Linked DNA regions of Homo sapiens: region 2 is linked to region 1. Evidence: chromatin loops called from intact Hi-C (ENCODE). Cell type or tissue: PC-3. All regions are shown on one strand. Each heading gives the region's core, and the rest is flanking DNA. Links, peaks and the distances in the headings are about the cores only. Region 1 has its middle 8.3 kb from the start of CT47C1. Region 2 overlaps LONRF3 (LON peptidase N-terminal domain and ring finger 3).

Region 1 (15,494 bases), core at 888-8,887:
CCCGCCACCATGCCCGGCTAATTTTTTTGTATTTTTAGTAGAGATGGGGTTTCACTGTGTTAGCCAGGTTGGTCTCAATCTCCTGACCTCGTGATCCGCCCGCCTCGGCCTCCCAAAGTGCTGGGATTACAGGCGTGAGCCACTGCGCCCAGCCTGTACCACCATTATTTTCTGTATTTGCCTGGTCAGTGCCCTCTGATCTTCTTCACCTCCTACCTAAAATGATCAACCTTATTCATTAAACCATTTATTTATTCATTTACCAAATTTATTGAGTGCGTTACATGTACCAATGCCATGCCTCCTTACAACTGTCATTTGTACCTCTTGCTTGTTTGACTGATGAAATCCAAAGATGACAGACTGCTCATGGTTTACATCCTAGTGCCTCTTCCCCCATCGTTCCTGTGCCCCTCTTTGGGGTGGAGGTTAGCTAAGACCTCTGGAAGCTGAGCTTTCCCAGCTGCATAGAGTGTCAACGTTCCTATATTTGCAGAGACTCCAGTTTATACTAAATCATTTCCTCTTTAGTTGCCTTGTCCACTTATCAGTGAGTGTGAAACACAATGTGATGACTGCTGTCAATCTTGTAGTCTCTAGGGCAAAAAGTACACAGCAGTAGCTGCTTCTTTCTGCAGGGAGATAGAACTGGGCACTGGGCTTGTTATGGAGCAAGTTGTTGTCAAGGAGTGAGGCAGATCCTGGAGGAGATGGTTCTGTTGCAGTGGCAGTAAGCTATCTTACCAGTTGTTTTCAAGTCCCTGGGAGGGGAAACTAGTTAGCACCAGCAAACAGAAGAGAAAGGAAAAAGCTGAGCAGATGTGCTTTCAATAAGTGAAGTGAAACTACCTGAAGTGAAACTGAGGGAGAGTGTCCTCCTAGCTCCCGCATTGGGGCTCTCTTCATGGCAAGTATGTGAGCCAGAAGTCCGTGGAACAATCTCCATAGCCTTGGTTATCTGCCTGAGCCTGTTGTCTGCAGATGTAGACCCATCCAGGATGTCACATTCCCTTATCTCTGGTGTGTAGTTGCTACCTTTCCTTTATCTCCAGCTATCCCACCCATGACATCTGATCTTTGCCAAGCCAGGTAGTTGGCACAACCCAGGATTTCAGATTTTCTTAGGGAAAGGTGCTCTCTTTCCCCACCCCACCTCCCTCTGTCAGTCAACAGAAGTGGCCAAGTCCTTTCCATTTGCAGACCCACCATCAAGGTCAAGGTGGGCCAGTGGGAGAGACCTAAAGCCACAACAACCCTCAGAGGTTTCCACTTAATGTTGGGATGACAGGGAACACCCCTGGAAGACCAGCCCAAAGATCTCCTTTACAGCCTGGCTCAAAACTCACCGCCTCCAGGCAGCCTACTTTTCTATATCTGTACCCCACCACCCTCACCAGACACTATCCTTAATGACAGTGGTATGTGTGGACATGGTTTAGCTCCTCCAAGAAAGCACAGGCCCTTTAGGGTGAATGTCCAGGCCTGTCTCAAGTTTGTTAACACCCACGGTGCCTGCCACAGGGCTCTGCACCAGGTCGGTGTTTGATAAATGTTTGCTAAATGAATCAAACGGCTTTGGAATCACTATCACCATGAATGGTGTTTTTCTCTTCTATCTGCCTAGGGCTTGACTGTCTGCAAAGGGCCTTGCTATCCCCTCTTCCTTTCTCTCTTGGGATCGTCTCCCTGGCCTCTTGTGAGATTTCTGCTCTTGCAACCTAGTGTGATTCTGCTGTGAGGCTGGGGACAATGAGGGATCTCACCCCTCATGGGAGACCCTTCCCCCACCCTTGACATACAGGGAGTGACTTGGTCCCTTGCTTGCCTCCTAGTCTACTGTGTCACAGCCAGAGTAGGCTGCGGGTGCCTACTTTGTGCCTACTCTGGCACAGGAGTGCCATCTCCTTCCAGGCCAGGTAGAGCCCACGGTCCTCAAGCCCAGCACTTCCTGCTTCTCATGGAAGCCACGGGAGGGGCGAGGGACAGTCTGGAATGCTGGTCTCTCTTGGGATTTGACTTTGACTTCCACATCCCAAGGGGGTCATTGCACAGACTCTGTAACTTTGAGCTCAGCCCCTGGGAGTGGAGTTGCATGTCAGGGCTCCATCCTTCTGATTCTGGGCAAGTCTGCACCACCACAGGCTCCTTTTCACTTACAGGCTTATCTAGCTTGTGGGGTTTATGCCTTTCTTGCATCATCAGTCTTCTTTCCTACACTGAAGTTTGTTCATCATTCTTCGTGACTTTAACATCCACAGGGATGACTTATCCCATGACCTGGAATTCCACTTCCGTGACCTCCTCATCTGATCTTTTCTACAAACTTACATCAGATACTTACCCCCATGGTCCTACACTAGCCTTTTCCATTACCAGAAATGGCACCATTTAGAAAATTTCTTCTCTACTGCTACAATGTTTCAATCCCATCAGATTATTTCCCCAATCTGCTGACCTAGCCACTTTTTCACTCTACCTTCCTACCATCTTCTTCATTTGCCTACTTACCCAGTTTAAATTCCATCCATTATGTGTTGCTATTATCACAGGCAGAATGCTGGCCTCCCCAAAGATGCCCATGTCCTAATCCCCAGAACCCTGTGGGTCTGTTAGGTTACCTGGCAGAGGGGAATTAAGGTTGCAGATGGAGTTAGTGTTGCTAATCAGTTGACTTTAGGATAGGGAGATTATTCTGGATTAGTCAGATAGGCCCAATGCAGTCACAAGCATCCTTAAAAGTGGGAGAGGGAATTAGAAGAGAGAACCAAAGAGATGGCAGCATGAGAAAGACTTGGCCTGATGTTGCTGGCTTTAAAGATGGAGGAAGGAAACTATAAGCCAGTGAAAGTGGGCAGGCTGTAGAAGCTGGAAAAGTCAAAGAAACAGATTCTCCTCTAGAGTCTCCAGAAGGAATACAGCTCTGCCCACACCTTGATTTCAGCTCAATGACACTTCTGACCTCTGCAACTCTAATATTTTAAGTCTGTATTTTAAGCCACAAAGTTTGTGGTGATTTGTTACAGCAGCAATAGGAAACTGATACCTACTCACTCACTCCATTCCCTTTCTCCTCTTAGCTGTCTATCATATCTACTAGGCAAAACCCCAAACTCTAGTTGAATTGCACTATATTACTTTTTCCTTGCCACTAAATGAAGCAGATAAAAATATTGAAAGTTGGTTGACTAAATTCACTAAAAATTTGTGGTCATGAGCACGCTCAAGACTGCTTGGCAACCACAGTTTCACTACACTTTCCCTCCACCCTAAATCTTTGACAATTTTGCCATTGAACACACAAACGTTTCTGTTTCTCAGCTTCTACATTTCCAATAATTTGCCATCTACCCTACCTCATCCACTTACTCTCAGGACCATGCCAAGGATCCTAGACCTTTCTTAATGAAAATATACATCACTCCCAAAATCTCAAGATTAAAAAATCTTAAGAATTCCACACTCTGACCACCACTTCTTATTTTTCCAGTTTGGTGCCCTTGCTCCGACTATGGTCTGCAATGACCACCATGTGGTCAAAGCCATCAGTCTCTTTCTATTCTCAGTTTTCTTGATCCTTCAGCAGCAGCTACCCACATTACTCTTCCTTAAACAGCCCCTTTCAGGATTTCTGTGGCATTACAGTTTTCTGAGTTTTCTCCTCTTTGGCCACTCTTTACCTCATTCCCCCAAACTAGAGTTTCTCTGGGCTCTGTTCTGGGACTTTGCCTTTCTATACTCCCTTCCCTCAGTGATCTAATCTTTGTTTCAAGGCCTTGAAGATAACCCAATGATTATAATTTCCAAATTGATATCTGTGTCTCAAACCCCTCTTCCAAGTTTATAACAAATTTGACTTGGCATCTCCACTTGAGTATCTCACAGATCTCTCCAACTTGAAGTAGCTAAAATGTCATTCTGGATTTGCTCCTCCTCTCTGCTTGTTCTTTCCTCTTAGGAAATGGCACTTCTACCCACCAAGATGCTTTCATCGGAAACCTGGTTGCCCTCTTTAATTCTTTTCTACATCCATTCCATCTGTCGGCTTACCTCCTAAACGTCTCTCAAATCTGTCCACTTCTCATCTCTTCAACTATTAATACTCTCATTCTAATGCAAACCTTTAGCATTTCTGATTTGACTACTCAATAGCCTCCTAACTGGTTTTTCCCCTTCCAGTGGATTCTCTGCACAACTAGAGAGTTTTTTAAAGAATATAATTCATATCTTTCAGTCATCCTGTTTAAAAACCTTCACTGGCTTCTTGTGAATTAAATAAGATACAAACTCCTTATCTTACCCCATAAGACCCTTTGTGATCTAGTCTTTTCCTGGCACTGTTCTCATAATTTCTAGAATACATGTTCTTGCCTACACATGAAATTCCATCTGCTGGAACAATCCCCTTACCCCCTACTCTCATGTAAGATCGTGCAGATTGTTCTCTACACAAAGGTATCCAGCTGAGGTGTAGGGTGGGCCGAAATCTAGCCTGCAGTCCTCTTGCCAAGCTGTGCTCCTTGGTGTGCAAGACCTTGCTTCTACTCTTCCCATGGCTGGCTTCTTCTCAACCTTCAAGTCTTGGCTTCAATGTCAACTCCTCAAAGAGGCCTTCTCTGACCTCAGTTATTTTCTGTCTCACTGCCATATCTGTCTACTACCTTCATAGAACCTATCACCATCTGTAAGTATAGATTTGCTGTCTTTCTCCCTGTAAGCTCCATGAGAACAGACATCTTGTTTGTCTTGTGCCATGCTATATCACCACAGCACCTAATACATAATCATGCACTGAGAAGTGATAGTTGATGAGAAAGAAGGAAACTCCTGAGAAGAGAATGCAAAGAGCAAAGAGAGGGTCTAGGTTCTGCTTTGCCCAGGTGCCTCCTGCCACACTGATTGGCATCAGAAAAAGCCTTCATGTCATAGAGAAACCACAAGTGTGGCCAGAAATTCTCAAATGTGGCAGCACATCAGAATCTCATGGGGATTAAATTAAAAAGTCTTCATATCATAGAGAAAGCACAAGTTTGGCCTGAAATTCTCAAATGTGGCATCACATCAAAACCTCGTGGGGATTAAATAAAATAACATAACCGCCTCTCCTCTGTCTTTCAAGGTTCTGATTCATTGGGTCCGGGTGGCTGCTGCAGACACTCTCGGTGCACTACCGAGAGACTGCCACTGAGTGGTGCTGTATGACTCTGTTTCAGAGTAGAGGTCGCACTTCGCTCCAAGAGAAGGCATAATTTATAGAAGGATTTTTTTTTTTTTTTTTTTTTAGCTACTCTGACCTCAGATCTTCTCATTCCAGGAGGGTGGCCCAGGCAGTGCCTCCAGAAATGTTTAAGTTTTGGTTTCTTTTCTGTGCCCTTCCAGATTCACAATAAGGACATCTGTCCTTACCTAAAAGCTTCCCCTCACCTCTCCTAACCCACCCCCACAAAGCTCTACCAATATCCTCTTACCTTCTGCCCAAAACTTCCCGTACTTTTCTTCTCTTATCTTTTACCTCTTTATCTTGTCTTCCTCTTCTTTTTCTGGGAATCACTCTTCCTCAGTTTCCTTACTTGTAACCGGAGGATAAGGGTGGCATTGTGAGGATCTAAGGAGATACCACCTACCAAACTGCATTGATCTAACTTGGCATGTATTATCTTCATAGATTTTTACACCAATGCCATTCTAATCCACACAGTGATGGTAGCTTCTCTATTCAAGCAAACACAATTTTATTAATGCATATTTTCAAGAACACGTATTATAAGTGAAATACATCTGAAGAGGATTTAGAGAGAAGATTCGTATGCGCTACTACCCTGCTTTTTGCAACTGGTCATGAACCAGCCTCTGAGTGAACTGGAGGGGAAGGCACGGAAGAGGTAACAGAAGGGGCTAGGAAAAAGATTCTTCCAGGGCCTTAATCAGCCTGAAATGCTTTGGAACCAGCTGACCTAATAATTCTTCAGAGACTGTCAGTGCACTGGTGCCCAATGAATGCCTCCATACAAAGCTGCAAGCCCACTATCTATGGCAGTCTAGGACTGGGAAAGAACAAAGCAAGGTTATAACGGAGTGGACCTCAGTTCAAAGAAATGAGAACAAAAATCAGGCCACTCTTGGCCAGATAGATAGATAGATAGATAGATAGATAGATAGATAGATAGATAGATAATGATTTCCCCTTCCTCTATATTCCAAATGGCTTGCAGAAGGGGTTCTTGTTTCTCATGGCAGGGCTATCGATGGGGCAATTGAAGGAGCTACTGTAAAGGACTGTAACTAAAGAACATTTCAAGATAGCTCCATGGGCTCTTTGACAGGTCTAGTTCAGGAAGCCCCATGCCAACAACCAAACAACTCCCTTTGCAGTACAGCCCACAGCTCATCCTCTGGGCTGGTTTAGCTTCAAATGACCATTTGGCACTGTTTGGCAACAGGTTGCCTCACCAGCCCACTGACCTCCAGAGTCTTCTGGAAGTTAAAAGGACACACATTCACTACCATAAGTTCTAAAAACCTATAGCAGTTCCCACTCAAGCCACTCCACTGACAGTTGGAGCGGGTGGGGAGAGATGCGGGAGGGCTGAAAAGGGAAATGTTGCATACAGAGAGCTTATTTGAAATGCATTAGGGTGCTTTCTCTTTGAAGGAATTTGCAGGCAAGGGTTTTGTAAAGGAAAAAGTGCTTTGGTATGCGGGTAATATGCAGTCATTTATCTGTGTAGTAAGCTTAGATCTTATCCATCACATTTTTTTTTTTTTACCCTTGAGCTCATCTCTATTAGGGAGATTCTGATTTCTCCAACTCCTTGAGAGGCACCTCAGGTCCAGGGAAAAAATGAATAAGGATGACTTTCTCCAGAGGATGGTACGTTTTAATTCCAGATGTCCCTGCTGTGAATATAAAACAAAGAATTTGTCAAACTCGGGGGCTGAACTGCCTGGATTTTAACCCAAGCTCTGCCACTTAGTACCTGCGTGATCTTGGGTAGTTATTTAGCCTCCCTGAACTTCAGTGGGTTTTTTAAAATACGAAAAATGTAGATAATAAGAGCACTTATCACATAGGCTTGTTGTGAGTGTTAAATGAACTAATATATGTAAAATCTTAGAACAAAGCCTGGCACATAAGCAACATATGGGTCCTCAGCATATAATTCCTGCCCTCGAGTAGCTTGGAGTTCAGCTGGGGGGACAAAACCTATGCATTAAAGGTTAAATAGCAGTACATGCTACCGCTTCACTAGACCATATGTAGTGTTAGGCCTTAGGATATGGTAGTGAGCCGGAGAGTCTTGATATAACCAGAAAATGTCAAAGAAACAGATCAAACAGTAAAGGCACCGAGATCAGAGTAGTGAGAAAGTATTTTGGTGTGGAGTGGTCAGAGATGTCTTCGTAGAAGAGGTAGGACTTGGCCCAGAAATAGAGCAGGGGTTGGATAGATGGAAACAGAGCAATGCAGTGGGGTCAGAGAACAGGGCTTTGGAGGTAGAACACCTGTGGGATGGATGGAGGTATTCAGGAGCCTATTTGAAATGCACTTAAGGTAGCTCCCTGCACATGCCCTTCTGGTAAAATACTCATATGAGAAAGAGAAAAGCATCTCCTACCATCCAGGAGTTGGACTAGTACCATCAGCTAGGCCTTGCTGTTGCTAGGAGCTGGCCTAGCACTAGCAGCAACACCAAACTAGGTCTTGTTGTTCTGTTGAACATAAATCCACAGAATGCCAATATCAGACAAGGCAACTCTGTGACTATGATGGATCAAGGCAGAAGCAAGATAACTCTGTAATGGCTGAAACCAGACAAAATGTGAACACTGTCCAAACCACAGAAATGACAAAACATCCCTCTCCCAGCTAAAATGAATGACTGCTACTCTTTACTAACTAGAGCTGTAGCTTCCCTCTACTCTACCCTCCCTCTAGCTAAAACTTATTGAAATACTTGATCACAGAATTGTTCTACTGTCTGACAGCATCCAATATAGGGCAAACCATAGCTTTTTTTGACCTTCCCCCAGTCATCTAGCCAATGCCCAAATCCTATAACAAATCTTTTCTAACATACTGTTCTTGAGATGCCTCACAGTTCTTCACGGTGTACATGCCCCCTCACTTCAACAAGTAATAAACCCAGGTTGATCAACATGTGTGTGCCTAGTGATCTTTGGCCAAAAGACATTGACAATATCACTAAAATGATTGAGGGGTATGGATGCATCCCTCCTACTAGGGTTCATTTAAAAAATTCCATGAAACAAAGAAATGTCTGAAATAAGTGCAGCCCCACCTCATACAACACAGCATGGTAAGTAAAATGACAGAGGCAATCACAGAGCACTGTAGGGATACAAGAGGGACTTCTTTCAGCAACTTTTCCTTAGCAACCATTGTCAGGCACCGGGGATATAACAGGGAACACGATAGACAGATAAAAGAAAGAAAAATGCTGGGAGCAGTGATTCATGCCTGTAATCCCAGAACTTTGGGAGGCCGAAGCAGGTGGATCACCCGAGGTCAGGAGTTCGAGACCAGCCTGGCCAACATGGTAAAACCCTGTCTCTACTGAAAAATACAAAACTAGCCAGGTGTGGTGATGCGCGCCTGTGATACCAGCTACTCGAGAGGCTGGGGCAGGAGAATTGCTTGAACTCGGGAGGTGGAGTTTGCAGTGAGTAGAGATCGCACCATTGCACTCCAGCCTGGGCAACAGAGCAAGACTACATCTCAAAAAAAAAAAGACAGATAGATAGATAGATAGATAGATAGATAGGTAGATAGATAGACAGATAAAAGATAGATAGGACAGATAAGAAGAGAGAGAGAGAGTCCCTGCTCAATGAACGAAGGAAGAGTACTGCAAATGTTTGAAAACCAGAAACAGCAAGTATGTTCATTAACAGGGGACCATCGTCAGAGACAGTGTAACCTAGTGGTTGAGAGCACAGCTTGTGGATCCAACCTGCCTTGGTTTCTATCTCAGCACTACTACTCAGCAGCTGCCAATAGAGCACAATCTCACAATCTACTGTGCATAGAAATTTCCTTTTTTACTGATCACTCCCCAGTGAGGGGTGGTAGGGAGGTAGCTCAGCTCCTGTCTGCTGCTGTTCCTACACCAACACTTGAACAAGGTCTTTCCGCTTCCAAACAAGACATTCACCCAAGGCTGCTTTTTCTCTGTAATCTCTGGCTGAGGGCCCAGGGAAGATAAGTCTAGACTTCAGGCTGGTTAAATACAGAGCCCAACATAATGTACACATGGTTTTAGCATCCAGGAGAAAATTGCAATTGGTGTTTGTGCAAGGAGCTCTTGAAGCCATTTTTTAAGCGCTTTACAGGGACACAGACTTTATGTCATCCCCACGCCCATTCTCAATTGCATGTTTTTGAACACACGTTTGGTTCTAAACTATGCTAACCCACTGAGAGGGCTGGGGGAGGAGTATGACTAAGGTTATCTGACACCAACCTTATTCTCAAGGAGTAGACAGCCTGATTGGGGAGAGAGCCAATCGCTGACAAACGGAGCAAGAACATAGACCCAGAAGAATGTGCTAAATTACATGGCCTCTGAAAGGCCACCTGAACTTGTATCATAAATACAGGAGGAATTCTCACAGGAAGAGCTCACTGTGGGCCAAGTGAGTCTAAGACGGTTTTGTGGAGGAAGAACTGGGGATAAAATACAATTTAGATAGAAGGATTTTCAGGGGGCATTTCCTGCCTTAAATTATCTTTGGTATAAAATGAATTGGGATAATTAATTTTGAGGAAATTGTGCAAAAATGTTCCTTTGAAACCATTGAAGCCAATCTAGGGTGTTCCAAAAACAGTGCCAGAAATGGTCACTTTTTACTGCAATCCCAGCTCTCCTGGGAAATGTTGCCAAGCAGCTGGCTGCACATTTAGCCAAATATAAATTTTCCCACATATGGAAAAATCATAGAATTACATGTGTATAAAGGCCTGCTACCTCTGATTTGAAGAGTCTCCAGGGAAAATTCCTGAACTATCACCATTAGCAAACCCCCACCTTTCACAAGTGCCAAATATTCATCCTCACCAGCATGCATTGTTATCATTATTTCTTATTTTAGCCATTCTGATAGGTACATAGTTATATACTCACTTATTCCTCAGCTTTATTAAGGTATAATTGACAAATAAAATAATTGTATATATTTTCAGTATACAACATGATGTTGTAATATATATATATATATATACATATTGTGAAACGATTAAATCAAGCTAACTAACGTACCCATCAACTCACTTATTATTTTGTGGTGGTAAGAATACTTAAGATTTAGTCTCTTAGCATTTTCAAGTATACAATACTGTAACTGTAGTCACCATGCTGTACAGTAGATTTCCAGAATTTATTCATCCTACATAACTGAAACTTTGTTCCTTTTTACCAACATATTTCCACTGCCCTCACTCCCAGCCCCTGGCCACCATCATTCTACTCTCTGCCTCTATGAGTTCAACTTTTTTGGGTTTCACATATAAGTGAGACCATGCAGTATTGGTCTTTCTGTACCTGTCTGGCTTCTTTCATTTAGCATAATGTCCTCCAGGTTCATCCACATTATCACAAATGACAGGATCTCATTCTTTCTTAAGGCTGAATAGTATTCCATTGTGTATATATACCACATTTGCTTTATCCATTCATTCATCAATGGACACAGGTTAATTTCACATCTTAGCTATTGTGAATAATGCTGTGACGAACACGGGATTGCAGATATCTCTTTGACATACTGATTTCATTTCTTTTGAATATATACCCAAAAGTGAGATTGCTAGATCATATGGTAGTTCTATTTTTAATTTTTTAAGGAAACTCTACACTGTTTTCCCCAATGGCTGTACCAATTTACATTCCCACAAACAATAGACAAGGGTTCCTTTCTCTTCAGATCCTCGCCAGCACTTTTCTTTCATATTTCTGATAATAGCCATTCTAACACGTGTGAAGTGATCTCATTGTAGTGTTAATTTGTATTTCCCTGATGATTAAGCCTGTTGAGCATTTTTTTATATACTTGTTGGCCATATTGGTGTCTTCTTTTCAGAAATGTCTATTAGGTCCCTTGCTCATTTTTTATTGAGTTATTTGTTTTCTTACCATTGAGTGTTTGAGTTCCTTATATATTTTGGATATTAACCCCTTATCAGATGCATGGCTTGCAAATTTTTTTTTCCACTCTGTAGGTTGTCTTTTCACTCTGTTGATTGTTTCCTTGGCTGTGCAGAAGTTTTTTAGTTTGATGCAATCCCAATCATCTATTTTTGCTTTTGTTGCCTATGATTTGGAAGTCATAGTCCAAAAATCATTGCCCTGACTGATGTCAAGAAGTTATTTCCCCTATGTTTTCTTCTAGTAGTTTTAAATTTCAGGTCTTACATTTCAGTCTTTAATCTCTTTTATTTTTGTATATGGTGTGAGAAAACGGTGTAATTTCATTCTTTTTCAAAGGAGACATGTGGATATCCAGTTTTCCAGTGCACTTTATTGAAGAAACTGTCCTTTCCTCATTGTGTGCTCTTGGCACTTTTTCAAAGATCAATTGACTATAAATGTGTTGACTTATCTGGGGGCTATCTATTCTGTTCCGTTTGTCTAAATGTCTATTTTTATGCCAGTACTATGCTGTTTTGATTACTGTAGTTTGTAGTATATTTTGAAATCAAGTAGTGTGATGCTTCCAGCTTTGTTGCTTTTGGTCAAGATTGCTTTGGCTATTTGGGGTATTTTGAGGTTCCATACAAATTTTAGGATTTTTTTTCCATTTCTGTGACCCTTGTCACTTGAATTTTGACAAGGATTGCATTAAAGCTGTAGATTTCTTTGGGTAGTCTGTACTTTTTAATAATATTAATTCTTCCAACCTATGAACACAGGATATCTTTTTATTTATTTATGTCTTCTTCAATTTCATCAATACTTTATAGTTTTCAGTGTGTCATATTCTTATTTTTATGTATAATGTCGCATTTGCTTTTTTCTGTGCATTTTTTCATGGTTTCATTTTTCAATTTATTGTGTGCAGGATTCAATACAGTATAATTTTTCATGTTGTGTTTCCAATTAGAGTATAATTTTCCTTAGTTACACTAATGACACATCTTTAGTGAAACAAAAATGAAATATTTAGTTTCCAGCATGGTTGTTGGGATCATTCTTGATTCATGTTTTTATTTTTAGTTTCTTGGCTTAGATCCTGATGAGAGAGAGAAAAAAGAGATGTGTTTGTCACTTTAATTATATATGTCCAAGTTTTTTTTCAGACTATTTCAACTGCTTTGCGTGTCCACCAATTGTGAAAATAAATTTTTATTTGACCATACGGTTAACAAAATATATTCTTTTTTTTATTGCTGAAAGGCACATTAATTTCTGGTGTTAACATTTTGCTATTTCTGTAGGTATAGGATGCTTAAATTACTTTACATCTGCAGCATGATTATTATTTTATTTTTTAAATGGTTATAAATATATATGCACAGAAAAAACTAAAAGAGAAAAGGCAATAGTGGTCTCTGGGTGGTAAGATTGTGGGTTATGTTAAGTTTCTTCTTTATACCTTTGTAAATTTAATTTTCTACAATAAGTATATATTGCCTTTTTTAATAGAGTTTATTTTTTAGAGAAGTTTTAGGTTCACCGAAAAATTGAGCAGAAAGTACAGAGAGTTCCCATATATATCTTGACTCCATGCATGCACATACATTGCTTTTTTTAAAGACAGGGTCTTGCTCTGTTGCCCAGGCTGGAGTGCAGTGGCACCATCTCAGATCACTGCAACCTCCACCTCCTGGGCTCAAGTGATCCTCCCACTTCAGCCTCATGAGTAGCTAGGACTACAGAGGCACGCCACTACACTTAACTGATTTTTTAATTTTTTGTGGAGATGGGGGTCTCACTATGTTTCCCAGGCTGGTCTTGAACTCCTGGCCTCAGGCAATCCTCCTGCCTCAGCCTCCCAAAGTGCTGGAATTACAGGCACGAGCCACTGTGCCCAGTCTACTTTTTAAAATCAGTAAAAATGTTATCAAGGAAACACAATATAATGTATGTGGAAAAGCATATCATATAGGAAGTATAAATAAGTGTTTATTGAACCTAAAAGATAAAGCTATTTGCATATTTTATAGATTTCATTTCTTTTGTTATAAAAATAATGTTAATTTATTTCTCTTTTTATGCATGTAGATCTTAAGTTTGGCTATTCAATTTATTTTATTTCATGTGATTTGTTTTCAATACAATACCAGTAGTAGTGTTTTCGTTTGGTTTTCAGTTTCTAATATTGTCCCATTTGTTTTTTCTTCATGCTTATCACAGTCACATCTCATCAATGTTACTAGCACCAAAATAATATATGCTGCAGAAAATAAAAAGTAGTTATGAAATGACTGTTGACAAGGTGTTCCTGCATAGAAATATTTTAGTTTTATTTTTTATAACTACTCTACATTGAAGGATAATGCTTACATACTAAATGTCCAAGTCTTTTTCTTAAATATACCTATTAAAATATCCCTTGTAGACCAGGCACAGTAGCTCATCCCTGTAATCCCAACATTTTGGGAGGCTGAGGCTGGAGGATCACTTGAGCCCAGAAGTTTGAGAGCAGCCTGGGCAACATAGTGAGACCCTGTCTCTACAAATACATATATATTTTTAATTAACCAGGCATTGTGGCGCATGCCTGTGTTCCCAGTTATTCAGGAGGCTGAGACAGGAGGGTCATCTGAGCCTGGGAGGTTAAAGCTGCAGTGAGCTGTGATCATGCCACTTTACTCAAGCCTGGGTGACAGAGTGAGACCCTGTCTCCAAACCAAATATGTATATATACATATATATCCCTTGTAAAACAAAAGTTAAACTCTTACCCAATCTTTTAAAAATAATAATTTCAAATATTTGAACCACAGTTTCAGAAATAATTAAACTGTGAAACTGAGGCTGGGTGTGGTGGCTCAAACTTATAATCCTCACAATTTGGGAGGTCAACACGAAAGGATAGCTTGAGGCCAGGAGTTCCAAACCAGCCTGGGTAACATAGCAAGACCTCATCTCTGCCAAAAAAAAAAAAAAAAAAAAAAAGTTAGCTGGGCAGGGTGGTGCATGGCTCTAGTCCCAGCTACTCGGGAGGCTGAGGCAGGAGGATCACCTGAGCCCAGGAGTTCAAGGTTGCAGTGAGCTACGATCGGGCCACTGCACTCCAGCCTGGGCAACAGAGTGAAACCCTGATTCAAATGAAATAAATAAGTAAATAAACAAACAGTAAAACTAAAAGAATAATTCTGTATATGAATTGGCATTTCTGTGTTTAATAAGCAAAAATACTCAATTTGAACTGTATTAGATTTTAAAATTTTAAAGCAAGTTGACTCTGATTACAACTATTAAACATATTTTGTTTCTTTTTTTTTTTTTTTTTTTTTGAGACGGAGTCTTGCTCTGTCACCCAGGCTGGAGTGCAGTGGCATGATCTCAACTCACTGCAACTTCTGCCTCCTGGTTTCAAGCAATTCTCTTGCCTAAGTCTCCCGAGTAGCTGGGATTACAGGCTACTGCCACCACACCCAGCTAATTTTTGTATTTTTAGTAGAGATGGGGTTTCATCATGCTGGCCAGGCTGGTCTCAAACTCCTGACCTCAGGTGATCCACCCACCTCGACCTCCCAAAGTGTTGGGATTACAGGCTTGAGCCACGCCACCCGGCCATATTTTCTTTTAGAAAATGTTTTTAGCTTTTTGATACATTATCTTTTCAATGAAAAACATGCTGGCAACATTTTTTCTAAAATTTAATAAAATATTTCTTTTTTCTTTTTTTAGCCACATTTTACAGATGATCATATTTCTTTAATTATGAATGAATCACAGACCCACAATAACAAACTCAAATTCATACTCCTGTGCCAATTATCTCAGAAACTTTAAATTTAAATTTCTACTTGCTCAGGAGCAACCCACTCACTAACATAGAGAATAACAATATGGAGACTGTCTGTGTGCCATGATTTTAGACGCTTTTGAAATACTTACAGTGTTCTTAGTAAAATGTTCAGTCCCATTATCTTCATCTCGTCGAACGAGTTAATAATGGAAACCAGTACTGAAGGACTCCAGTCTCTGGCTATGGAACTTTTTCAATTACTTAACATTGTTTCCCATGTTTTCTTTTTCTCCCATAATCTTGTCCCTTGATGAGTTGCTCTGGGTGACACAATCTAGATGGGAAACTGTAACTTGGCAACGTGTATCTTTCCTACTCCATCAAATCCATACTTTCTTTCCAAGTGAAGCGCTGAGCAGTAGAGACCTAATAGCCTTAGAAGTACTGAAAAACCTGTTAGGATCATTAACACGGGAAAGTTACACAGCAAGTGCTTCTAGATTTGGTGAGCTAAGATTGACATGATAACAAAGACAATGTTATGTTAAAACTACTTGAAGTTT
Region 2 (15,494 bases), core at 7,120-15,119, 52 kb after region 1:
AGCCCCACATGCATTAGCTATTTATCCTGATGCTCTCCCTCCCACCACCCCTCTGACAGGCCCCAGTGTGTGGTGTTCCCCACCCTGTGTCTCATTGTTCTCATTGTTCAGCTCCCACTTAAGAGTGAGAAGACGCAATGTTCCTGTGTTAGTTTGCCAAGGATAATGGCTTCCAGCTCCATGCATGTCCCTGCAAAGGACATGATCTTGTTCCTTTTTATGGCTGTATAGTATTCCATGATGTGTATGTACCACATTTTGTTTATCCAGTCTATCATTGATGTCCATTTGGGTTGATTCCGTGTCTTTGCTACTGTGAATAGTGCTGCAGTGAACATATGTGTGCATGTATCTTTGTAATAAAATGATTTATATTGCTTTGGGTATATACCCAGTAATGGGATTGCTGGGCCAAATGGTATTTCTGGTTCTAGATCTTTGAGATATCACCACACTGTTTTCTGCAATAGTTGAACTAACTTACATTCTCACCAACAGTGTATAAGTATTCCTATTTCTCCACAGCCTCACCAGCATCTGTTGTTTCTTGACTTTTTAATAATTACCATTCTGACTGGTGTGAGATGGTATCTCATCGTAGTTTCGATTTGCATTTATGAACTGAGTTGTTCTCTTGGGTCTGTGGCACTACACAATGGGCGGCCCGTAACAGTGGGTAAGATTGTGGGCTTTGGAATCCATGCGGGCTCTGGCCCAGATCTTAATCAGCATGACCATTGGTAAGTAACAAAACCACCCTGTGCCATAGTTTACTTGCCTATAACAAGTATATAACAAGATGTCTACTTCACATATTATAGTGAGCTCTACTTCAGATTATTGTGAAGAGCTCTACTTCACAGATTATTATTTCTTTTTCTTTTTGAGACATAGTCTCGCTCTGTCACCCAGGCTGGAGTGCAGTGGCACAATCTCAGCTCACTGCAACCTCTGCCTCCTGGGTTCCAGCGATTCTCCTGGCTCAGCCTCCTGAGTAGCTGGGATTACAGGTGCGGGCTACTACGCCCGGCAATTTTTATTTTTTTATTTTTATTTTTTTTAGTAGAGAAGGGGTTTCACCGCGTTGACCAAGCTGGTCTCAAACTCCTGACCTCAGGTGATCCACCCGCCTCAGCCTCCCAAAGTGCTGGGATTATAGGCGTGAGTCACCGCGCCTGGCCACAGATTATTATTTCTAAGAAGAATGTTAAAAATTCTAGAAACAAACATGGCACGTAATGAACACTCAATGGACACTGGCTTGGCCTTTGGATCAGTGACCAGCTCAATGAGGAGCTGCTGATACACTGTCTGTCCTTTCTGGGATCAGCCTACAAGGTGCAAGAACATGGCTCATATTTTCTGAAGACATGACTGCAGTCTTAGTTTGGGCATAAGTGACTTCCCAAATCAGGATGGAAGATCAAGTCCACAGTTAATATGGGAAGAGGATACATGATGTTCCGGCCAGGAGATGAAAAGGTAACCACTTCGACTCTCATAATTAGCCATTTAACCCTTCTCTGCCTTCATTCCTCTCTTTTCCTTCTTTTCCTCTCCCCATCCTTTTCTCTGTCCAATGGGAGCTCATCACTGTAGACTGCTTAAGCAGAAGGGCTTAACTCCATTTGTGGACATACTGCTCCCCCTTCCCTAATAACAACTATCTTCTTATGAGAGTGTTCATTTCAGCTCGCAGAAGAAACACACAGTCCTGAGACTGTAGAGTTGCCTTCTACCAGTGGCAACAGACATCCTGATAGGCCAAAGGTGCAATGATCTCCCCTGTTCCCATGACTGTATCGAATATCACCATAATGCCCTTCTAAAATCCAAGAGAAGCAAGATTTCTGTAGCAAAACTGGATTTAGGGCAAGTGGGCTATTTCGGCCCTTTGCAGCATTTGTAGTGTCCAGAAATTGTTGATATTGACTTACTAGAAGGTAGGAAGTATTCTGCAAAGGGGTGCAATTTGGGAGGCCGTACTTCAATAAATGGAGTAGAATTTTTTCAGGTCTTTGTAATGCAACGATGACATTTGATAATATATGTGTGTAAGTGGACAGGAAACGTGTATGACCAGTCAATGTGAGTATAGGTTGAAATGGGAAAATCAGTAACCAAAAACTGTAAAGGGTGGGAGAAGGGGCCTCAGAGATACAGAGGCAGGGCTCCTCAGAACTTACACTTCTCTACCTTGACCAGAACATACCTCTGCATTGAGCTGACCACAGACAAGTCTGGCTAGGAAATCTACATTACCTGAAGAAGTCAATATGGGGAGTACTGACACCAGCCCCTTCCCATCCCACCTCAGGCCCTCCTGGGAATGAAGAAATCATAAAACATAAGAGAACACGGAAAAGTTTAGGCTTCTGGGAGTCTAGGGCATTTTTCCTTCCTTTCTCTTGTTCATATCTCGTTTTTCAACTGGTGTTATCTTCTAGGGAGGCATCTTTGGCCCTGGAGAACTCAAAAGAGCCAGAGTGGGCCAGGCGTGGTGGCTCACACCTGTGATCCCAGCACTTTGGGAGGCCGAGGTGGGTGGATCATGAGGTAAGGAGATCGAGACCATCCTGGCTAACATGGTGAAAACCCGTCTCTACTAAAAATACAAAAAAATTAGCAGGGCATGGTGGCGGGTGCCTGTAGCCCCAGCTACTCGGGAGGCCGAGGCAGAAGAATGGTGTGAACCTGGGAGGCGGAGCTTGCAGTGAGCCGATTGCGCCACTGTACTCCAGCCTGGGCGGCAGAGCAAGACTCCGTCTCAAAAAAAAAAAAAAAAAAAAAAAAAGCCAGAGTGGATCCCAGAAGAGAGGATGCAGTAAGTGTTGGCTTTGGTTCTAACAAAGGCCTGGGGTACAACTGCAAACAGAAGCTTCTTTTAAGATGGCTCAATTCGGTTCTCCAGAGAAAAATTATGCAGGGATTCTGGGCAGGACTGTCTTGGAAGGACTGGCTTGTGCCTTTAAGTGTACTCTATCTCTTAAGAACCAGCGAGTGGCAGACTGGGCACAGAAGGATGAAGTCTAACAGAGCCAAGTCTTTCCTCTGGGGCCTAGATGGACAGGAGTTCTGATTTTTTTCTATATCCCCCAAGGTCCTGTTACACAGAATAAGATCAAGCTCAAGTGGAATTTTCTATCATTTCATTTTTAATTGTCCCATTCTTGTGTCCTTCTTCCCTCAACGGTAAGAACTCATTTAAAAGTTATCAATAGCATAAGACTAAAATCAGTACTGTAGAGAAGATGGGATGTTGCTGAAGCTCTTCTGCTGGGATCAGCTTGGTCAGTATCACTTATTGTCACAAATGTTACCAATTTTCCTGTTAAAAGGTTCATGTTTGGGGCCTTAGCTTTTAGCCTATTGTTAATAAACTGCTTGTTTAAAATAAAAACGTGTTATTTGTTTTCTTGAACATTTTATGATGCCAAAGAAAATAGTAGGCAGTGTGTTGTGCTTTAAGCAAACCCAATATGTGAATGCTTGGATTTACATATAAAGTAGGGGCAGATATTGACAAAATGCTTCAACATAATTCTTTATGTAACAAGCTTTTCTGGTGCATTTTGAAACACTTTATGGCCAGTTTTTCAGAACACATCAGTCACATTAATCAGTTCACACCTGCCTCGCTGTCACATACATGGGAGTTTGCTGTCTGAATGCAAGTATATTTCTTTAAAGGATCTTCTGGTATTACAACCAATAGGAACAAGAACAAATAGATGTTCCTGAAGCATTCCTTTCTATTCAGCTTCCACCGAAGTGATACTGAAGCTAGTTGGATAATTCTTTTCCTAAGGTAGGAATACAGTTTTGTTGGACACAAAGTGAGGCAATAGGAAACATTTTTTAATGAACAAACAACTTTCACACAAACTGTCTGTATCACATTGTTATTACAACACAGATGAGCTGAAACGTTTTTGTACAGATTTGGAGGATGGGAATCCTAAAAAGAAATCAAGCATATAGAGGTAGTTGAATAGCAATATGGGGGGAAAAAAGCATTATCTTATATTTCCCTTCAGTTCATTACAGTGCAAGAGTAAAATGGCTGCTTACCAAACAAATGGAAAACACACACACATTTGCCACTGTTTACGTGGCTTGCTTGATATTTTAATCCTGGCATTACTTACAACTGCATAAGATGATGGAACTAATTTACCTAAAATAAGCCTATGGTGCCACATTGGCCTATTTGCTTTCCTTTTATTCCATTATTAGTGTTGCTTTAACAATAGATAAATGTTAGTCAACTTTTAAAATTATGCATTAGCTACAGTGTTGCTTTGTAAACTTCTGTTAAATCGCGTTTGCTGCAAAAACATTTTAAACAACAGCTACAGTCATGAAGCAAAAGCTTTAAAGTGACACCAGGAACAGAGATTACAGGCACTTCTCTCTGGAGGTTAACTTAGCATGTTTGGAAATACACATTTGTAAGTGAAAATTTCTTTATTTCACCTCTGGATGTGTGTAACCCAGATTATTAAATAGTTGTACAGTGTAATAAGGTGGGAGCTATCATTCTAAGATGAATTGAATGTGTACACTTTATGTGGCTCCTTTTCCTTCCTTCTGTTTGAACTCAGAAGGGCCACAAATTGAAGCCCATGCTGCCAGCTGCTTTTTAGAACTGTCTTCTACCATAAATCAAAACCTCACTTAGCCCCAAGAATGGGCTGAAAATCTTCTCTTTTCCATTGTTTGGGCTGCCCTCCATTTGCATCTTTGTCACACACCACTGCTATGGTTCTGCCTTGGTGAGCAGAAATGGATGCGAAGTCAACATGTTGGGAACTCAAAAATGAGTTCCTGAATAAAATTCCCATCTTGGAAATGGAGTTGGTGTGGGGAACACAGACGGATTGCAGTCTGTCAACAGTATGCAATCTGTTGACTGTAAGAGACCTCTGGGTGCTGTGAACTAGCCTCAGGAGCTCCGCCGCTCCAATGGCCAGTCACAGGGGATTATCTGAGCCCAGGCCAGCTCCACAGGTAGAGCTGGAAGCGCCACATGCGCAATGACTCTGCTTGCCCCTTGCTGCTGAGGCAGCACTGGGCTAAAAGCAACCTTCAGAAAAGGCAAACTTTAAAAATTGTCATTCTCTGCCCCGCTAAGTCAGGGGCAGGCACTCTTTTCTCCAGGTTGTCTACAGAAAATTGGTTTTTCATTTTCTACATTTTGCTGGTTATTTGCTAGCAGCAGTAGTACAGTACAAAGCAGAAAGATATGATGTCTGCTTGCTACCTAGTGTATATATATATATATATATATATATATATATATATATATATACACACACACATACACACACACACATACACACACAAAGACATACATACATACATACATACATACAAAATATAACCTACTAGGCAAAGACTGGGTCAGTCATGATAGACAGAAAAACTAACTAAATAAGTGGCACTATCTACTGTGGGGGAAGTCTTATTTTTCTGGCCTAGATTTAGCCTTATGTCTTTCTTCTGTATACCCTTCATTCCCAAGCTGTGCAGCAAAACCAATTTCCCAGTGTAAAAATGTTCAAGACCAATTGATTACCTCGTTAAGGTACATCCCAAAGAAAGCCAAAGCTTAGCCTTGCATCCTGCCTTGCAACTAGACAAAATATTTAACATAGTGGAGGCTCAGTTTTCTCATTCATAATATGGGGATAATAACTGCTCTCGCAGGGTTGGTATGAGAAATAAATGATGTAATGAGCTCAGGTATGTGAGATCACTTGGCTCAGTACCTGGTACATGGGGATCTCAGTACATTTTTTGTTGAATCTGTTACTTTGGGCAACATAAAGAAATACTATCAACTAAGAACAGAAGTCACAGATTGTAAACTCTCATCATCTGGGATGGGTAAGGTTCTCAATACATTTTGGAGAACAGGGAGTGAAAAGTTGGTTATTCTAATGGAGCTAGAACTTAAGGCTTCCATTCTATCAGAAATCCTAGGCTGGGTGCGGTGGCTCACACCCACGCCCGTAATCCCAGCACTTTGGGAGGCCCAGGCAGATGGATCACCTGAGGTCAGGAGTTCGAGACTAGCTTGACCAACATGGTGAAACCCCATCTCTACTAAAACTACAAAAATTAGCCAGGCGTGGTGGTGCGTGCCTGTAATCCCAGCTACTTGGGGGGCTGAGACAAGGGAATCACTTGAACCTGGGAGGCGGAGGTTGCAGTGAACTGAGATCGAGCCACTGCACTCCAGCCTGGGTGACAGAGTGAGACTCAGACTCGCACACACACACACACACACAAAAGAAAGAAAGGAAAGGAAAGGAAAGGAAAAAGAAAGGAAGGAAGGAAGGGAGGGAAAGAGAGAGAGAGGGAGGGAGGGAGGGAACAAAAGAAAAAGAAAGGAAGGAAGGAAGGAAGAAAGAAATCCTAGACCTACATAGGGCACTACCTTCTAGCCCTTATTGAAGCAGGAAAAAAATTTCTGGTATAGGATTGATCCCTATCTCTGACCCTCATTTGTTCTCCAGTTATTTCACTTTCACACACATTTAATTCCCAAAAGAATTATCTGTAAATCATCAAATTATGGGTCCAAAAATCAGTGGTATGTATTCCCCCAACTAAGTTTAAAGGGGTTTCAAGTGGATATTGTGTGTAAAGGCAGTGTTTTATACAAATGTAGGCCCTTGATGATATTCTATAACTATGACTAATCTAATAGTAGCTATTATTTCTTGAGTGCATTCTAGGTGTGAGACACTGTGCTAATTGATTTACACATTATCTCATTTAATTTTCGTAACAACCCTATATGCAGAACTTATCACTATCATTTCATAGATTAGAAAACTGAGGGTTGGCAAAAGTTAAATCAATTGCCAAAAATAATATATCTAATAAGTAGAGAAGCTTAGGGCCTTTTTCTTTGTTGCATTTACACTAGATAACCAGAAACTATTAGGATTGTGTTATGACCACATGGTCTGGGAACCAGGTGGGAGGGGGAGTCTTTTCTGCTCCCTGAGCTTTGTGGAGTTTGCTTGCGCAGAAATAATGCCTATACTTCCGCCTATTTCTGTTCTTCACCTGCCCAGACTAGCTCCAAACATCAAATCTGATAAACACAACACTCTGGCAACATAATGTCCATTAAGTGAGTGCAGAAAAGACCATCTGGTTTCTGCTTACATGCATCTTTTTTATGTTGTCTGGATCATCTCATTCTCCCTTTCCTGTTTCTAGCTACAGGTGGTGATGGGAGAAGTAAGAATTACACTCTCACCTTAACAGAGTGATGGGCTGTGAATGAATGATGCAAAAATCATTCACTGTCCAAAATCACATGGTATAATTTGCATGAAGGTACTAATGGCACAATTCACTTCCTCCCTGCTCTAATCGTTTCACTCTGCCATTATAACACTCCCATACTTGTGGTACTTTACAGGCTGTCCTGCCACTGAAGGACTCAAACTAGCACTAAGCAAGCTAAATCAGGGCTTACTCTTACTCCTCACCCTATATTCTCCCCATACATTGAAATATTTCACCCATGCAACTAGAAGCAAAGGCAGTACTTAGGTAAAATAATAGATTATCTGGTTCCCTTTTTTTTTTTTTTTTTTTTTTTTTGAGACGCAGGTTTGCTCGTTGCCCAGGCTGGAGTGCAGTGGTGCAATCTCGGCTCACTGCAACCTCCATCTCCCAGGTTCATGTGATTCTCCTGCCTCAGCCTCCCAAGTAGCTGGGATTACAGGCATACACCACCAAGCCTGGCTAATTTTGTATCCATTTTTAGTAGAGACAGGGTTTCATCATGTTAGTTAGGCTGCTCTCGAACTCCTGACCTCAAGTGATCCGCCTGCCTCGGCCTCCCAAAGTGCTGGGATTACAGGCGTGAGCCACCGTGCCCGGCCATCTGGTTCCTTTAAAAAGATTTTTATAGGGTTCTACTCTATTTGTCTTATTTACATTTTAATAATAAAAAGTCCTTATCAAGTGTTTCTGTCCAGGTCTTGATCCTCAGAACCCCGGGGAGAGGTGGGTTATGGAGGCTAGTTGGGCATGACTGTGATGTGCTAAACTGAACACCATTTCCTCTGAAGAGTTAATTATGATCCTGCCCAAAATCCGATTCCTAACTGCACTGGGGAAAAATTAGATACACGTACAATTAGATTGCTGAAGTAAATGCCTATAATAAAAATAATTCTTTCAGCTTTGTTCTGTATTACACACAGAAAATGAATTATTTTACTTTACCTTGGCATATACCATAATCTAGGCCAAATCCCTTAAGTATTTTATATTGTTTAGTTCAAACTGAAAAAAAAAAGTGGACTCTGAAGACAGATGATCTTAGCATCATTCTGAACTTCTTTTAAGCATCCATTTGGATAGATACGGAAATGGTCTAAGAACTAGTGTCATTGTAGTAAAAAAAAGATAAAAGCAAAAACTGCACACTTCTAGTATTGTTATTTCCCCCTAGGTACATGGTAAACCACATCAATAAATAAAGCAATGGACTTTTCAGCAATGTACGCTTAAATAGTTACAAACATACATGTAGAAAAAAGGATACAGTAGTGCAAAAAATAAATTATTAAAACAGAAAGAAGTATGAACATTATTTTACACAATGCTCTATAAAACCTGAACCATTTGGAATGAGACCTCAAGTCAGTGAAATTATACAGCAACATTATTAGTATCTTTGTTTTCACATTTCAACCACACAGTCATTGATCTATGAAAGAAAGAATATTAAAGCAAAACCACTTTAAACTTTTGGAAATTTTAATGTTAAAATCAAATTATGTTTTTCTGGGCTCTTAAACACCTCTGCTGTTTATGTAGTTATGCAGCATGTCAAGAAGCATCTTAAGACAGAAAGTTTCAAATAGGTCACATTCTTTTGGTCTTTCTACTCAATTTCTCTCTGTGATCAACAGCAGGCTGATGCCTCTGTTTGACACCCCCTTCTGTTAAGATATTATTGCAATTAGATATATTTACAAGAAGACTCCCCCCGACGGCAGTGGGGAAGGTGGGAGCTCCTCTTCGGCAATCCACTCACTAGTTTTGGTTTCGGGATATGAAGGCCAGGACTCGTCGAATACCATTCAGTCTGTCCTTTAAGGACCTCATTGCTAGGAAGGGGAGCTGAGCTCGGCTTTCCAAGGGAAGAACTGCTAACATCCACCAGCACCAGGCTGGGCCATTCGGGTTCATCTGCAACAGAGAAACACAATGGAGTCATCCTATTCCCATCCAAGAACATCAGTCTGCAGAGTTCCAAATGCTCAAGGTAAAGACCCCAGGTAGAACAACTCCATGTGGCAGATTGCTAATTGACCCTATATCTATTTTCCCCCTTATTTTAGCAGGGCATATAGCCACCCAGAAAAAAGACTGCATTTCTCAGCTTCCCTTGCAGCTAGGTGAGGCCATGAGACAAAGTTCTGGCTAATGAGATGTAAAGGGAAGTGATATGTGTAACCTCTTGGTCATGCTCTGGGAAAGAAGCATATGCCCTCTGCCTTCCTCTTTCTCTCCCTTTCCCCTAGCTAGAACATGGACGTGGTGAGGATCAGCCTTTCTCAATCAAGAGGATGAGGGAGACATTTTAAGGATGGTAGAGTTTTGTGATGAAGGAGCCTGGGTGCCTGAATGCTCTTGTGGAATAGAGCTGCCCTAACTGTCCAAGACTTAGCCCCTCCATCTTGTTTAAGCTCCAGTCATTTTTGTTTCTTGTTAAAGCAAACCAACCAGTATCCTAACAGATACACCATGCCTCCTAGCCAATGTGATTTTACAAGCTGGTATCTACTATGTAGTCTCTTCCACTTCTAATATTCTGTTGAGGTCCTTTGGACTGATGCATTTAACATTCAGGCCTTCGATTCCCATGACCCCTTGACCTTTGCATGTCTTTTAAGTCCCCTCATTTCCTTGATGTGGCTGAAGGCAATAGTCCATGTATACCATGTCACTATACAGGGCCATAGCTCTCTTCTCCCCTGAAACCAAAGGCTATGATTTACAGTCCCAAAGAATCACAATCTCACTTTGCAAAAATTCCAATTAGAAAACATTCACATTAGAAATATATTCTGCCCCAGGGCCGGGCACAGTGGCTCACGCCTGTAATCCCAGCACTTTGGGAGGCCAGCGGGTGGATCACGAGGTCAGGAGATCGAGACCATCCTGGCTAACACGACGAAACCCCATCTCTACTAAAAATACAAAAAATTAGCCGGGCGCGGTGGCGGGCTTCTGTAGTCCCAGCTACTCCGGAGGCTGAGGCAGGAGAGTGGCGTGAACCTGGGAGGCGGAGCTTGCAGTGAGCTGAGATATGCCACTGCACTCCAGCCTGGGCGACAGAGCAAGACTCCGTCTCAAAAAAAAAAAAAAAAGAAAGAAAGAAAGAAAGAAATATATTCTGCCCCTAGATTTCCTTTTAATAAAGAGCTTTCCCATTCCACATAAATCCTTCCCCAAAGCAGCTTCCCTGGCACATATTTTAGACATTGGGTACTTATTTCCTTCTAAGCCTAAAACGAGCTTTCTGCCCACAACTTTCACAAGTTTGGTTTTAGGACTATAGAGAACCATTCTGGTCAAAGTGCCTACACCTGAAATTATTTGGCTCCAAATTGGTTCCTCTGATCGTCACCAAATCTCACTGCCTTCTTTGCTTCTTTGTGCCTCTAACTTCATTTGCATTCTTTTTTGTCCCTCCCTGAAGCTGGCAATATGCTCTCCCTCCTATGATCAGTTCTGAATATTAGACTGATGTTCTGAACTTTCTTTCCAAGGATCACCAACAAAGATATTTAAGCTGGTATTAACACTTGTGGCAGTTTCTAAGAAACATCCTCCTGACAGAACATGCTTATTTGTGGGACCACTGGGGATGCAGCATTGACTGGAGCAAACTGGGATGGGTATGGGTTTTTCTTTTTTGCTGGTGCTGCTGCTGCCAAAGCAACATAATAACAGAACTAAGAAAAAAGGAAGTGAAACCCAAGATTTCAACTTTCTCTGTCATTAGCCTTTATGAATCACACTGTAGCATCTGTGTTTTCCCGTTACCATTGCTGATCTGTATCTTTTGCCTAAGGGAGAACGCTTCCCGGAAGGTGAAGGGGAACATTAAGCTTGATCGTGAGTTTGCTCAGAGGTATATGCTGCAGTCCTGACTCATCGTGGCCCAGAGCCAGGAGCTGGGTCACAGGAAGCACTAACTGGCCTTTCTCCCTTGAAAACTCATGATGCCTTTGCATGGGGGGGGAAAGAAGCCACCTTTGTGGTCTGAGGAAAGCAAGACATTTCATTTAGGGAACAGACTGGTGTCTTAGAACCTCAGAATGCAAGAGGAAGAGGGGGCTTTAGAACCCTCCTCATGTCAGAGATGGGACAAAAGTTGAGAAAGGGAAAGGAATCTTCCCAAGGTCATACTGCTAGTGAGGTAAGCAGGACCAGACTTTTGGTCAGAATATGCATATTGAGATTTTTTCTTTTGTGACAGAGTTGGGGATGAGCATAAGTAAAGAATCAATGTAGGAGAGCCAGCTTGGAGCATAGGAAGAGATGGTCGTGAGGAAATATGTGGTTAGGATATCTCCAGCCTTATCCTAGAAAGACAGTATTCCCTGATTTATTCCAGGCAAGCAAAGCTTAGTGAAACTTAACCATCTCCACTCTCCTAGGGAGCTTCTGATCTGCAGCTTGATCTTTCAAATAGGCCTATCCCCCAGGAAGAACACTGATCAGTAGAACCTAACAAACTACTGTCTAGTATAACTCAACTAACAGTATTTAATGATGAACAGAGCTGTTCAGCCCTGGTGAGGACAATAGCAAGGGTCTAGACTTGCAGGGCGAAGCATAGATAGACCGAGGCACGAAAAGTTTTTGTGGTCTTGCAGTTGTAATCTTATAAGGGTAGCTGGCCCTATCCCCTAGTTCCCAAAGCAATGAGGGAGAGGGTTATGAAGTTACCTGAAAGCAGCAGCTTTTGGTCTCAGCTCCCAGGATACCCTTCTCTTAAGTCCTGGCCTTTGCATGTAACTTGTCACCCTAACACTACCATGGTGTGAATCTGGACTCCCATGGAAGGTTCTTCTGTTGGTGATATCTATGTTCCCATTCTCTTATCTTACTTAGTTCTCAAAACCTGCCTTGGATCCAAGTTCCTACTGCTTTACTTTAGTTACCCCGATTCTAACTTGGGATCTTTTTGGTCTTACTCATGACGCTCACTGTGCAGCCAAACAACACCAAATTAAATCCATCTTCCTCTCTGCATTCGATGTGCTGAATGGCAGCCACATACCCATCTAATCACAAACACTAGGCACTCTCTTCTAGTGGGACAACCCGTTTAAAAATAGACATTTTTCTATACCTGAGGATCGGCGTCTTTCTCCGGCATGGGACCAAAGTGATTGAGTATCCGATTCTTTAGGGATAATTTGAGCGAATGAAACCACAATGATGCTTGCTGATAGACACAGTTATGTAATCCCATGAGCTCAGCACAATCCTCTCCCTGAACCTGAAAGTATCAAAGTGGAAGTGAAACATTCTGTACCCTCTCCATCATTCCCAGAGTCACTTTTGACACCTGATTCGCTTTGAGCATCCATCCTGCCTTCCTATGGGAAGGCTCACCCATTCAGCTTTCTCCTTTGCTTGATGTGAAATGCCCCTTAGTCAAGTGCTGGACAGTGTGTAGATACTGCTGACCATGGAGGAAGGAGAAAGGTTCAGCTGGGTAGATTAGCTGAAACAGCAAAACATGCAGAAAACCAGAGATTCAAACCGGCCTGAGTGGAGGCATGTGGTTAAACCAGGTTATGCTGGTCCATGCCTTTGCCCTTTTCATTTTTACATCTGTTTTCTCATTACTTGCTGGAAAAGACACAGGAGTATGTCAGTCTCAGCATGTAACTATCTTGGTCAAACACATTTACTCAGTCATCAGATATTTATTAATCTACTATGTAACAAATGTAAATATAAATGAATATAGGATTATTTACCTCTTCTTCCACCCATTACCTCAGAAAACCAAGGATTAACTAGATGTGTCATCTTTCTGCCTTAGGGGATGATGGATTATTGGGAAGGGCTCTTAGCCAGGTTACGTACTTTAAAATACAAATGCATGTGTGGATCTATAATTGTCTCAAAAGAAAAAAGTTTAAAATATACATAAATCGATAGATAAAATATATATGTATAGACCCACCCCAGATCCATTCCTTGCAATCTTTGGCAGAGACTTAACTCCCAAGCTGAATGAGCCCCAGGGTTGATCTAGGATAACATTTCCTATGCATGAATGCAACTCAGCAGCTAAGCAGAGCCAGGACAGTAGGCGCCCTCACTGCCATAGTGCAACTGGACAGCAATCCAGCAGCATTCAATGTTGCTGCAGCAATTTGGTGTGAAATCCCAAGGCCCTCAAGGGTTCTGAGAAATCCTTTCACAACTATCTTTGTGTATCAAGTTACAAGGATAGCCTGGCTTTGGGATTCTTGGCACTGGCCACCCTTACCTTTTGGTCTTCAATGTATTCAATGTCGGCTGTGTTGTAGCCATCCCGCTGGCTCTGATGGAGCACCCTGAAGCGCCTCTTGCCTATGCTGTCAACCACTGAGCGGCCATCAGCAAAGAATTGAACATTTCTGATCTCTAGGATGCAGCCATATTCTGCAAACCTGTTTATTGAGAATGGAGTCGAGAGACTAGATCCTTGATGAGTTCTGTTTCCCTGGGCTGGCACCCAGCCATTTCTGTAGCCCCATGCTGTGGCTCAAGGGACTTCTGCCTATTTTCCTGTCCCTGGGTTACAGCTTCAATTACACAACAGGCAGTGCCTGTGTGAAGAAAAAAAATTCGTAATGTATTCGTGTAACTGCTACCATTTATTGAGCACATACTATGTGCTGTGCCAGTGCTATGGTTTGAATGTTTGCCTCCTCTACAACCCATTTTGAAATTTAATTGCTATTGTAACATTATTAAGAGGTGGGACATTTAAGAGGTGATTAGGCCTCCACCCTCATGAATGCATTAATGCTGATATGGTGAAAGTAGAGTAGGGTTGTTATTAATATAAAAGGGCAAGTTTGACCCCCTTCTTTCTCTCTCTCTCTGTTGCCCTTCTGCTATGCCCTTCCACTATGTTATGATAAAGGAAGAAGGCCCTTGCCAGATGCCAGCACCTTGACCTAGGACTTCCCAGCCTCCAGAACCATGAGAAATAAATTTTGATTGTTCATAAATTATTAGTCTGTGGCATTCTGTTATAGTAGCACAAAATGGACTAAGGAAGCCAGGAACTGTGCTCAGCATTTTATGTACATTATTAACTCACCAATCTTCCAAGCAAACCCAATGAGGTAGGTACTATTATTGTACCCACTTTACAAATAAGGAAACTGGGATACAGAAAGGTTAAATAGCTTGCTCAAACTCAAACTTGCTCCAAGGCTGCAACTAGATAATGAAAGCAGGCAGTTTGACTCCAAGGCCCACATTCTTACAAGTTTTATAACATATACCACCTGTTTAACCAAATATTAATTCTAGGGTTCTTTAAATAGACAGCCTCTCACATGGTAAACTAACCACCAAAGGGACAATGATCCTTACAAATGCTCATATTCTTCAGTTGGCTAAACCTCATGAGCTAGGCCTCCCTGTCTCCTGGGAGTACCCCAAAGTAAAACAGAAATCCCTCATTACACAACCTCCCTTTGCTCGCATGGCTCCTCACTTACCCTTTGACAGGATCTCCAAGGCACATGCCAAACTGTCTCGTGCCTGTCTCAATGCATCTACGAATCATCAGGCGGTAACAAGGCTCAAAGATGTGCAGGGGACAAGGAACGGTGGGATAGGCCATAGTACACACGAAAATAGGCACATTCTTATTAAGGCTGTCAGAAAGAGAAAATGACAGGGATCTCAAAGCAATCGGACAGAACACAAAAATATTGGTCAAATGTTAGCATGTGATACCCCTGGGGGAAGGCAGAGACACCAAGTTTGTTTTTTGACAGTGTCACTTGCCAAAGATACATCAAGTTTTGATGGCTAATAGAAAAATATTGAAATGCAATTGATAGTGTGGGCTGAGTCCCATGATCTGATGCAGAGGTTAGCCTAAGGTCTAAGAAATTAAAATTGGCATTCTACACATTTTAATTTGGCTGAAGAAGTTCTCTAGTATCTTAATATTGTGGATGATAGCTATAATTCATATTTTTTCTTACTTTCATGCTCTCCACTCAAAACAATCTTTTCAGGTGTTTTTCAGGCTGCATGGGGAAGGTTGCTGATGATAGAAGTGGACTCAGCTCTCCAGAAGGGTGGTGGGAAATTCTCTGTAAGGTCCCTAGGGCATCTCAAATTTGCAAGGACCCCAAAGAGTCTGCAAAGGAGGCACAGCTGAAAGGAGGAAGGACCAAGAGATAGGCAAGAAT

The links. Peaks named below come from ENCODE experiments on the same cell type or tissue, not always from the same donor. Only the 100,000 strongest peaks of a DNase experiment are listed, where the experiment ranks them.
Region 2: it touches region 1 in a loop (5-fold over the local background); 61 of 110 quality-filtered maps call a loop at or near these places.

What each region holds. Positions count from the first base shown.
Region 1 is chrX:119,056,920-119,072,413 of GRCh38, reverse strand. No RefSeq gene overlaps it. Among named protein-coding and RNA genes, the nearest start is that of CT47C1, 8.3 kb to the left of the region's middle. In PC-3, for the core only: a CTCF peak has its summit at 5,179; a DNase peak (open chromatin) is centred at 5,193.
Region 2 is chrX:119,011,269-119,026,762 of GRCh38, reverse strand. LONRF3 (LON peptidase N-terminal domain and ring finger 3) reads right to left here. Exons shown (of 11, transcript NM_001031855.3): 8 at 14,790-14,948; 9 at 13,562-13,724; 10 at 12,407-12,556; 11 at 8,408-9,228. The coding sequence ends at 9,073. Among named protein-coding and RNA genes, the nearest start is that of LONRF3, 44 kb to the right of the region's middle. RefSeq lists a silencer at 11,203-11,262. In PC-3, for the core only: no CTCF peak of the experiment used is centred there; DNase peaks (open chromatin) are centred at 11,172 and 13,012; H3K27ac peaks cover 4,955 bases.